3 separate regions of the Homo sapiens genome follow, and all the other regions are linked to region 1. A link is an interaction called in ENCODE POLR2A ChIA-PET data of the cell type or tissue named here. Cell type or tissue: A673. All regions are shown on one strand. Region 1 overlaps MAP2K5 (mitogen-activated protein kinase kinase 5). Region 2 overlaps MAP2K5 (mitogen-activated protein kinase kinase 5). Region 3 overlaps MAP2K5 (mitogen-activated protein kinase kinase 5).

The links. Peaks named below come from ENCODE experiments on the same cell type or tissue, not always from the same donor. Only the 100,000 strongest peaks of a DNase experiment are listed, where the experiment ranks them.
Region 2: POLR2A ChIA-PET joins it to region 1 with 8 read pairs; 3 of 35 experiments call an interaction of 5 or more read pairs at or near these places.
Region 3: POLR2A ChIA-PET joins it to region 1 with 5 read pairs; 3 of 35 experiments call an interaction of 5 or more read pairs at or near these places.

The regions. Positions count from the first base shown.
Region 1 is chr15:67,678,643-67,682,642 of GRCh38, forward strand. The region is part of intron 13 of MAP2K5 (mitogen-activated protein kinase kinase 5); the gene reads left to right. Among named protein-coding and RNA genes, the nearest start is that of MAP2K5, 140 kb to the left of the region's middle. In A673, no CTCF peak of the experiment used is centred here; a DNase peak (open chromatin) is centred at 2,119; H3K27ac peaks cover 1,703 bases.
Region 2 is chr15:67,573,180-67,577,179 of GRCh38, forward strand. All of the region lies in intron 3 of MAP2K5 (mitogen-activated protein kinase kinase 5), which reads left to right. Among named protein-coding and RNA genes, the nearest start is that of MAP2K5, 32 kb to the left of the region's middle. In A673, no CTCF peak of the experiment used is centred here; a DNase peak (open chromatin) is centred at 2,032.
Region 3 is chr15:67,550,834-67,554,833 of GRCh38, forward strand. The region is part of intron 2 of MAP2K5 (mitogen-activated protein kinase kinase 5); the gene reads left to right. Among named protein-coding and RNA genes, the nearest start is that of MAP2K5, 10 kb to the left of the region's middle. In A673, no CTCF peak of the experiment used is centred here; no DNase peak of the experiment used is centred here; H3K27ac peaks cover 562 bases.

The DNA.
Region 1 (4,000 bases):
ATACAAAAATCACAATTTTCTTTAGAACTGATCTTACCAGACACCGGGCACAGTGGCTCACGCCTGTAATCCCAACACTTTGGGAAGCCGAGGCGGTAGGATCATGAGGTCAGTAGTTTGAGACCAGCCTGGCCAATATGGAGAAACCCCATCTCTACTAAAAATACAAAAATTAGCGGGGCATGGTGGTGAGCACCTGTAGTCCCAGCTACTCAGGAGGCTGAGGCAGGAGAATTGCTTGCACCTGAGAGTCGGAGGTTGCAGTGAGGTGAGATCGTGCCACTGCACTCCAGCCTGGCAACCGAGTGACACTGCATCTCAAAAAAAAAAAAAAAAAAGAACTAATCTTACAAGGAAATTACCGTTTGGGTCCCTATACAAAGCACATTAAGTAACTCCAACTGTAGTTTTGTGAAGGAGCTTTTATTTGTTTTGAACAGCCCCCTCGGCACCCAGCCAGATCCTAGCCAAGGGTAACCTCCCACCCTGACCCCTGATTGTGCTGGGGGCAGGGGCTGGGCAGTGGGCGGAGGAGCCCTTTTGTGAAGATGTTGGGAAAGCACATGCTCTTGAGGCTCTGGCCTTTATTAGCAAGCTTCTGCTTGATGCTGTTTATGTGGATTGTTTAATGGCTAATTGATGCAGAATGTGTAAAGATACAGTTTCCTGCGTGAGGCAGTTATGGGTGGCAACATGGGTTGTCTCAACACGATACCAATTTCCACAGTCAATTTGGCCAATTCAGTGGGGGGAAAAAATCAGTCCAGCCTGAAAATCAGAGCAGCTACTTGCGGTTATTGAGGCAACTATGGTTGGTGGACCAAATTTTTCATGTTTGAATCAGTTGTTTTTACATTTTATAGACATAGCCTTACTCATTTCTTGAAATAATCTTAAATACACAAAAGTAACATTTTAAAATTAATATCTTTCTTTAAATATTTGTAATTGCGGTTTATCAGGCCTAGAGCATATCAGTTCTAAGAGGAAATAACCATTTTACCATTGATATATAGTATATGTAATTAACTGATCTTTCATACTTTGTTATAGGGTAAGAGAGTGACCACAGTGACCACAAAAGCACCTGCAGAAACTATGGATTATCAATTTATTTATTAGTAATTAGTCATGGTAATGAGAAATCAAGTTGTGTTTTGAGGTTGATTTTTTAAAACAGCTTTATTGATATATAATTTGCATGCCATAAAATTCATCTACTCAATTCAGTGATTTTTAGTAAGTTTATAAAGTTGTGCAACCATAACCATAATCCAGTTTTAGAACATTTTCATCACCCCAAAAAAGTGTCCTCATGTTCATTGGCAATCACTCCCTGCTCCTGTCCTCAGCCCCAGGGAACCACTGATTTACTTTCTGACTTTTACAGATTTGCCTTTTCTGGACATTTTATATAAGCAGAAACATACCACATGAAATCTTTGTGCCTGACTTCTTTCACTTAGCATGATGTTTTTGAGATGTGTCTGTATTATAGCATGTGTCTATAGTTCATTCCTTTTTATTGTTGAATAGTATTCCATTGTATGGATATATCACATTTTGTCTGCTTATTTACTAGTAGAGGGATATTTGGCATTGTATCCACTTTGGGACGATTATGAATAATACTACTTTTCATACACAAGTCTTTATGTGGTTCTGTATTTTCATTTCTCTTGAGTAAATACCTAGGAGTGGAATTGGTATATTTCTTTAGATATTTGTAAATCATAGTTTATCAGGCCATCTAGCACATATCAGATTTGAGAAGAAATAATTATTTTACCATTGGTATATATTATATGATTAGTATAATGAACCAATGTTTCATACTTTGTTAAAGAGTGACCACATAGTGACTACAAAGGTCATATGATAGCTTTATGTTTAAGTTTTAAAGACACTTTGAGGCTGATTTTTATTTACCTAAAACCACCTACTATTATCCTTAGCATGACAGAAGGCTCTTTTAGTAAACTCTTCCATTCTTTCTGCTCACTGATATTTTTCTAATAATCTTCTAAGCATTTCAAGTTATTGGATGGAACTGCATCATAACCACCTATTATCTACTTGGGCTGTCACTGCTGCAACTCAAAGATTTATTGCATCATCGTTAAAAAGCCCAGCTTACTGTGAAATCTCACTGAAGGAGTGAGACAGTATTGTGACAGGAGACACATGTTGTGATTGGATAATGTTAACTCGTCTGTGATCCCAGCTGAACACACTTGCTACCCTAGAAGAAGCCTGCCTTCAGGTGGAGCTGGTATAATGAAAGTTAACCTCATTTAGCATTTGGATATGAGCCAATGTATTAAATGATCCACATCCTGATTTCCTAGAGTGGAAGTCATCATTACTGATTCTACAAAGCAGTAGCTTTATAGTATATTTGGTACATTCAAGTTTACAAAATGTTTTTCCCATTCATCTGATTCATTCAACATTTCACTGACCTCTAGCTCTGTGCCAGCAGTGCTAAGCACACAGGCCCACTTCATTCTCTTAACAGCCTTGTCAATGTAGGAAGATCAGATATCAAGATATCAGATATCAGGATATCATATACAGGATATGATGTACAAGATCAGGGATGATATCTGATCTTCCAACACTGGCAAGGTTGTCAGTGAGAATTCAGGATTGTTATGAGAATTAAGTGAAATTGTGTGCTCAACACTGAGCATGTGAGTGTTGTGAGTACACACACCCACACGTACATGTATGCTCAGAGAGGTTTAAATGATTCGTCCAGTCTCACAGTCAGTATGCAGCGGCACCTTCCAGGGCATCACTCTGCTTCCTTTAAGGGAATCTGACCCACAGGAATCTATTTTGATGCCTATAAAAGCCTACTGCATAAAATGACTAAATCTTTTAAAATGAAAAAAGGAGTATTGGATATTAAAAATGAGCCACTTTACATTGTGCCTTTATCTTACTATTTCCAAAATGATAGTCATCTCTTGGCCAAGATAGCTTAAACCCAAACCTTAAATTAGGAAACACCTAAACTTGATATTTTTAATGCAAAAGGAGAATAAGTTAGTTTGCTTTTTCACTAAAGGTTTATGTGTTGCGGTAGAAGAAACTTATTTCTCTTTAGTGGTATGAAAAGGACCCATAATTCCAGGCTTCAACACACCTCATTTGTATTTTCTTTGAGAAAATGTCTCAGTTAAAATCAATGCCCTAGTATTCATTTGAGCTCCCTTGCCTTCAATAAAACTAATTGATAAACCCTAATAATTAATGCCCTGATTAAACCAAAATGACTTACATCTGCCCTGATGATTGCCATTTATAATCAATCACTTTAATGACTCATCTTTTCTGTGCTTTGCTTACAGAAGAAAGGCTGTGATGTTTTTAAGTGAACTGAATGAAAAGCTGTATGCCTTCAATTGCTGTTTGTTTTCCATAACTTGATATTGCATTAAAATAAGCATAAATATAACTACCTCCTTAAAAGTAATCTTTCTGCCTAATCTGTTGTGCTGTTGTCTATGGCTTCGAGTGAAGCTGAAAACAAACAAGAAAAAAAAATCAAATCATTTCAGTGTTTCTAGAGCTATTTTTTTTTTTTTAAGATAGAGTCTTGTTCTATTGCCACAATGGAGTGCAGTGGTGTGATCTCAGCTCACTGCAACCTCCGCCTCCTGGGTTCAAGCGATTCTCCTGCCTCAGCCCTCAGCCTCCCAAGTAGCTGGGACTACAGGCACACGCCACCACACCCAGCTAATTTTTTGTATTTTTAGTAAAGACAGGGTTTTGCCACGTTGGCCAGGCTCATTTCGATCTCCTGATCTCATGTTTCACCCGCCTTGGCCTCCCAAAGTGCTGGGATTACAGGTGTGAGCCACTGCGCCTGGCCCCTGGAGCTATTCTTAAGAGCTGTAGGTTGGCTGGATGTGGTGGCTTACACCTGTAATCCCAGCACTTTGGGAGGCCAAGGCAGGCAGATCATGAGGTCAGGAGATCAAGACCATCCTGG
Region 2 (4,000 bases), 110 kb before region 1:
TTTTCCTAGCCCTCACTCAAGATGGAGTTGCTCTGGTTCAAATGCCTCTAACAACATTGCTATAAAGAGCTATTTGAGACTGGGTAATTTATAAAGAAAAGAGGTTTAATTGACACAGTTCTGCATGGCTGGGGAGGCCTCAGGAAACTTATAATCATGGCAGAAGACAAAGGGGAAGCAAGTACTTTCTTCACAGGGTGGCAGGAGAGACAGTTGGGTAGAGGGTGGGGCGGGAGTTGCCACACACTTTTAAACCATCAGATCTCGTGAGAATCCACTCACTATCATGAGAACAGCAAGGGGGAAATCCACCCCCATGATCCAGTCATCTCTCACAGGACCCCTCCTCCAATTAAACATGAGATTTGTGGGCGGGTACACAAATCCAAACCATATCAGACTCCATCTTGAATAGAAGCTGGGTAAAATGAGGCTGCGACCTGCTGGGCCGCAGCCCCAGGAAGTCAGGCATTCTTAGTTACAGGATGTTTAGAGTTAAGGGAACAGGTTAATAGCATTTACCAAACAGATTCAGGACTTAACAGACCAAGGAAATGTCCTGATGTCCTGATATCTTAAGAACAAAAGCATTCTGAGTTTTGCTTTAAAGATAATATCTTTAAATAATAATATCTTCTTGTGGAAGACAGTAGTTACACAAAGATGAATAATCCTGTGTCACCAGCCTTGTAGTGCAGCGCATCTCCTCCATATGGTTTTTTGCTTTGTTATTTTACATATAAACAAACATTGTACATAAGGTAGATGTGTTCCTCCTCTTGCTTTTGGGAACACCCAGCTCTGACTGGGTTTATTGGTGGAGCCATTCTTTTATTCCTTTACTTTCTTAATAAACTTGCTTTCACTTTACTCTGTAGAATTACCCCAAATTCTTTCTGGCACGACATCCAAGAACCATCTCTTGGGGTATGGATAAGGATCCCTTTCTGATAACAGTATTTCTCAAGAGTGGCTTGGGGTAGAGAATTTATGAAGCGTGGAAGCCACTTAGGGGGCTGTTCCTTGTGAAAGACAATGGTGGTCACTGGACTGGTGAGAAGTTAACAGATTTGAGAAGTGGGGAGGATGTCAAGTTAATAAAATTTAGTAGGCTGGGCATAGTGGTTCATGCCTGTAATCCCAGCACTTTGGGAGGCCAAGGTGGGTGGATCACGTGAGGTCAGGAGTTTGAGACCAGCTTGGCCAACATGGTGAAACCCCATCTCTACTAAAAATACAAAAATTAGCTGGGCATGGTGGTGGGCGCCTGTAGTATCAGCTACTCGGGAGGCTGAGGCAGGAGAATCACTTGAACCCAGGAGGCGGAAGTTGTATTGAGCCAGGATCGCACCATTGCACTCCAGCCTGGGTGACAGAGCAAGACTCCATCTCAAAAAAACAAAATAAGGCCAGGTGCTGTGGCTCACATCTGTAATCCCAGCACTTTGGGAGGCCGAGGTGGGCGAATCACGAAGTAAAGAGATCGAGACCATTCTGGCCAACATGGGGAAACCCCGTCTCTACTAAAAATACAAAAATTAGCTGGGCGTGGTGTCGGGCGCCTGTAGTCCCAGCTACTCAGGAGGCTGAGACAGGAGAATCATTTGAACCTGGGAGGCGGATGTTGCACTGAGCCGAGATCGTACCGCTGCACTCCAGCCTGGGCGACAGAGTGAGACTCCATCTCAAAAAATAATAATAAAAATAAAACAAAATAAAATAAAATTTAGTGGTTAAATACGGGGGAGAAGAGAAGAGAGATGGTTTGGATTACTTCCAGATTTCTGGTTTGGGAAACAGGGTCATAGTGATGGTATTTCCTGAGACCATAAACCCAGGCAGCAGAAGACAGGTCTAGGGTCTGATAGGGGATAGGAGAGGAAATCAGTTTTGGACCTGTTGAATTGGAGGAGGCTCTGCACAATCAACTGGTTATGTTTCAGAACTTAGGAGAGAAATCTGGGCTGGAAATAAAGATTTGTGATTCATCAGCTCCTAATTAGTCTCAGTGATTCCTCTGGTAGTTGAAACTTTGAAGTGGCTAAAGTAACTCAAGGAGAGTGTAAAATGAGAAGGCTAATGAAAAACAGTGGGGGAAATCCTGCATTTAAAGGAGAGATGGGGTAATAACCACTTACAGGAAACCGAATGGAGTGGTTGGAGAAGTAGGAAAACCCATGGAGGTGGCGGGGCGGGGGAGGGCAGTGGGGGAGTGGTTGTTGCCAAAGAAAGAGCCAGAGGTCACCTAGGTCACCCATCAGCACAGATGTCTTCACACTGCTTCGCCAGCCTCTGAAAGATCAGAGGATATAACCTAACCTGCACAGGGTGTGAGCGAAGCCACAGCTCTCCACCAGCTCAGCAGTCTACCAGGTAACCCTACCTATTTAGGTAAATGTTTTGAGGTATGAGAAATATGAGATAACCTACTTCTTAACTTGTAAGCAATAAATATACGTTTTATGCCCTGAGTGCATGGCATGGCCTAGAATGAAAGGAGTAATTTTTTTGTTTGTTTGTTTACTGATAAACCATTTGCTTCATCTGTTAAATAGAGGTGATGATACTTATAGAATAGGATAGGATTGTAAAAAACTAAGTGAATAAATGTAGATATGTAGTGCTGAGCCTAACACACATAGGTATCCAATGAGTGAGGGTTAGTTCTCTCCCTCTATCTCTATCTCTCTATCTCTGTCTCTGTTTTCTCTTCTTTTTTTCTTTCTTTCTTTCTTTCTTTTTTTTTTTTTTTTTTTTTAAGATGGAGTCTTGCTGTGTCGCCCAGGCTGGAGTGCAATGGCACGATCTCGGCTCACTGCAACCTCTGCCTCCTGGGTTCAAGCAATTCTGTCTCAGCCTCCTGAGTAGCTGGGATTACAGGTGCACACCACCACGCCTGGCTAATTTTTATATTTTTAGTAGAGACAGGATTTAACCATGTTGGCCAGGCTGGTCTTGAACTCCTGATCTCAGGTGATCTGCCTGCCTTGGCCTTCCAAAGTGCTGGGATTACAGGCATGAGCCACTGCTTCCATCCTTCTCTCTTTCTTAATAGAAAATTTGTGCCTCATAAACTTAAACTGTGCTGTTTTGGAACTCAAGTTTTTTAAAAAATATGGCAGATTTCCATGAAGAAAAAAATGTAATTATTGATTGAATTGTGCCATTAGCATTAGAATTAGATTTATAACAAATATGAACACTGTAGTAAACTTGCAAACAAAACAAAGCAAAAAATTGTACTTGTTATCCCCTTGTTGAATCTGGCCCTCTGTTTCAAATTAATTAGATTTTTGGTAACTATGCTAAACTTTGTCACATCCTTATTAAAATGACTGAAGAATTTTGAAGAACAGCTCAGAGGGACTCTGAAACTAATCTGAGTCTAGTACTGGAGATTCCATTAGCAATTGCAAAGCTGATTGATCTTTTACCCAGTTAGCTTATTGATTATCGCTGCAGTTACTGCATGTAACGGATTATGCAAGGGGTAACAGGAGAAAACATATTTTATAATTGCTGCTGATGTATTCAGTTTGGACACAATATTTCATACTCTATATAATTATTTCTGCATTTTTAAATGCTGCAACACTTCTAAGATAGAAAGTTTGCTTAATATTGTTTCAATATGAGGAGGTGTACTTTTAAATTTCTTAACTAATAATGCATTACAGTTTACCAAGTGCCTTCACTAATTTTATTGCTGCAGTTTAATTTTTGAGCCTCACAGTAACCCTATATATATATTTTTTTTTTTTTTTTTTGAGACGGAGTCTCGCTCTGTCGCCCAGGCCGGACTGCGGACTGCAGTGGCGCAATCTCGGCTCACTGCAAGCTCCGCTTCCCGGGTTCACGCCATTCTCCTGCCTCAGCCTCCCGAGTAGCTGGGACTACAGGCGCCCGCCACCGTGCCCGGCTAATTTTTTGTATTTTTAGTAGAGACGGGGTTTCACCTTGTTAGCCGGGATGGTCTCGATCTCCTGACCTCATGATCCAC
Region 3 (4,000 bases), 130 kb before region 1:
CGATCTTAGCTCACTGCAACCTCTGCCTCCTGGGTTCAAGCAGTTCTCATGCCTCAGCCTCCTGAGTAGTTGAGATTACAGGTGTGCACCACCATGCCCAAGTAATCTTTGTATTTTTAGTAGAGACAGGGTTTTGCCATGTTGGCCAGGCTGGTCTTGAACTCCTGACCTCAAGTGATCCACCCACCTCAGCCTCCCAAAGTGCTGGGATTATAAGTGTGAGCCACTGCACCTGGCCAGAGGGTCACTTCTTAATGTAGAAAAATTTCAGTTTTTCCACAATAGGATACTTTTTTGTTTCTGTTTTTTATGAAGATGGTTACTTACAGAGAATACAATGAGTACTTCCTTTTTGGAGGATAATTAGGCATTTCTTATCAACATATAAAATGTGCAAAACCTTTGACTTAGCAGATCCACTGTCAGGAAGCAGTTCAACAGAAATAGCTACACATTTGTTGAATGCCCATCAAACAAAGTGTTCATTGTGAGATCATGATGATAATTATTGTTATTTTTAGAGACAGGATCTTGCCTTGGTGCCTAGACTGGAATGCTGTGGCATGATAGCTCACTGTAACCTTGAACTCCTGGGCTTACACAATCCTCCCACCTCAGCCTCCCAAGTAACTGGGACTACACGCATGCACCACTATGCTTGGCTAATTTTTAAATTTTATGTGGAGATGGGGTCTTGCTATGTTGTCCAGGCTAGTCTTGAACTCCTTGCCTCAAGTGAGCCTCCTGCCTTGACCTCCCTAAGTGTTGGGATTATAGATGTCAGCCACTGTGCCTGGCCCACTGTGGGATTATTTATTTATTTTGGAGATAGGGTCTCACTCTTTTGCCCAAGCTGGAGTGCAGTAGTGAGATCACAGCTTGCTGTAGCCTTGACCTCCTGGCTCAGGCTTGTGGGATTATTTTCAATAGCAAAAAATTAGAGGTAAACTAAATGCCTATTATAATGGATTAATAAATTACTATTTGTCTATAATTCAAAGCATTCAACAGTGACTAAAAAGAATGAGTTAGGATTTTTTACATTTGTACGGAAAGATATCTGTGAAATATTGTTGAATAAACAAATAATGCATATAGTATGATCCCATTTTGTAAAATATCCAACCACGCTTCCCCAACTTTATGTGTGTATTGAAAGATAGGATCTGAAGAGTGCCTACTACAGTACTTTCCAGTGACTTACCCTGTAAAGTGGACTTGGGGCCTGAGGCTTGGGTTGGTGGGGGCGGGAGGGGGTGGATGAATGATCACACTTTTTACTTTGTATGTTTCTCTATTGTTTGAACATTTTTCAACAATCATTGCCTGTTTTTAAAAGCTATAATGAGTAGAACTCAATGTAATTAGTATTTTATTAGTCACATTGAACTCTGTACTATAGAAAAATAGTACATCTGTCTGAAATACATACTAGTGTTGCAAGCTTTATTCAGACTCTTTGCAGTAACTCCTTGCAGGTTCCACGGGTTTCATGGACAGTCTGATAGTTAACATTCGGAGTACTTACTGTTGACAGATGCTTTGCTAAGAGCATTCCATGGGTTATCTTATTTCTTTTAACCATCACAAGATCCCCACGAAGTACTCGTTATTTTTTTGAGACAGAGTATTGCTCTGTTGCCCAGGCTGGAGTGCAGTGACATGATGATAGCTCACTGCAGCCTTAAACTCCTGGGCTCAAGTGATCTTCCTGCCTCAGCCTCCCGAGTAGCTGGGACTACAGGCACCCACCTCCACACCTAGCTAATTAAAAAAATTTTTTTGTAGAAACGGGGTCTTGCTGTGTTGCTCAGGCTGGTCTTGAACTCCTGGCCTCAAGTGATAGTCCCATCTTGGCCTTTCAAAGTGCTGGGATTACAGGTGTGAGCCACTGTACCCACGAAGTACTTAAAAGGACATTATTAGCTCTGTTTTTTGGTTGAGGAAAGGAAATCTTTAAGCAACTTGCTGAAAGTCTCTCAGCTGTTAAGTGGTAAAGTGGAATTTCTGGAGTAGTTTCCAGAGTGTATATTCTCAACCACTGTACTGGACTTGTTTTGAGAGTTGTCATAATTATTGAAATCATATATTCTGGTTGTTCTTAAGCATGGTAAAAAGAAGTTTACTTTGTACTTTTTACTTGCTTTTCGGATCCCCAAAGTGGCTTGATGTGCCTGTGCCTGCCTCATTGGCTTCCAGTTAGGGTTCATAATAATAATAATACTGATTATTTTAACTATCATTCATTGATAGCTTGCTCTGTGCCAGGCAGTGTACTAGATGACTTGCCTAAGTTGTTAGTAATCTTTATACTGAGTCTGTGAAATAGGAAAATTATACCTGTGAGGAAACGAAGCTTAGAGGCCTGAAATGATTGCTGAATGTGATTGCTTGGAACGGTGAAGCCCAGGTTCAAACACACATCTTTTTGACTATAAAACTTGCACTCTTTATCCCCAAGTGTGTCAAAAGCCTGTTAAGTGTAAATATAGATAAACCTCTACTACTCCAGGTTTACGTTCTGTGATATCATGCTCTTTCTTTTGCCCCATCAATGGCAGCAGCTCTGTGCCCATCTTCATGTGGGCCAGTTTTAAATGAAAAACAATAAATACAAAACATACCCACAGACAAAATAATGACAGTTCTTAGTTGTTTTGTGTTTGGATTATCATGTACTTTCCACTATAGACTTGAAATCCTAGGCTGGCTTTTTTCATGATTATTTTGTGGTGACTTTTTTTTCTGAACCAGAAATCCGAACCAATAAATGGAATCTATGTTTAAGAAATAGTTGAGGCCGGGCGTGGTGGCTCACGCCTGTAATCCCAGCACTTTGGGAGGCCGAGGCAGGTGGATCATGAGGTCAGGAGATCGAGACCATCCTGGCTAACAAGGTGAAACCCCGTCTCTACTAAAAATACAAAAAATTAGCCGGGCGCGGTGGCGGGCGCCTGTAGTCCCAGCTACTCGGGAGGCTGAGGCAGGAGAATGGCGTGAACCCGGGAAGCGGAGCTTGCAGTGAGCCGAGATTGCGCCACTGCAGTCCGCAGTCCGGCCTGGGCGACAGAGCGAGACTCCATCTCAAAAAAAAAAAAAAAAAAAAAAAGAAATAGTTGAGAAGATATAGCTTATAAGGAATTTTGGAAATATTTCAGTGGCTTATGGGTATAATGGAACAACCCTTGAATAAATACAACTTTAATAAAAGAAATACTTATAGTAATACATTTTTGGTTTTTTTGAAATGGTCTGGCTCTGTCACCCAGGCTGGAGAGTGCAGTGGTGCGATCTCAGCTCACTGCAACCTCTGCCTCCCAGACTCAAGCAATCCTCCCACCTCAGCCTCCTGAGTAGCTGGGACTACAGGTGCATGCCACTACACTGGCTAACTTTTGTATATTTTGTAGAGATGGGCTTTGGCCATGTTGCCCAACCTGGTCTTGAACTCCTGGGCTCAAGCAATCCATGCTCCTCAGCCTCTCAAAGTGTTGGGATTACAGGTGTGAGCCACCGCACCTGGCCTTATAGTAATACATTTAATACTGAAAATATACCTAACACTAATTGATATCTTATATAAAAGAAATGGTGTTATAGTTAGTGATATGAATTAAGCAACAAGAGATAGGGTAGCTGTCAAATGTACCTGTTTTGTATAAATGTAGAGAAAAAGAGTTGAGTGAGTGGAAAAGAGGGGAAAGGTCAGGTAATGTTACAGATTCTCCAGTTCTGAGAAATGGCGTCTCTTCAATGAAACCTCCGGTGATTCCAGATGGCATTAATCTCTCTGCACCTTTACTAGAGCAGGGAACCCCTTCAACCTGCCTTCTGGTGTGTGTGTGCATGTTAACTTCCCTCATTACATTTTGAGTCACTTAGTGATAGGTACGATGTTTTATTCCACTCTTTCTCTCTTCTTAGTAATGAGCTTGCTGCCTTAGAGGAACACACTTGTTGAATGAGTGGAACGTTATGTGTGTCCATATTCAAATGAAAA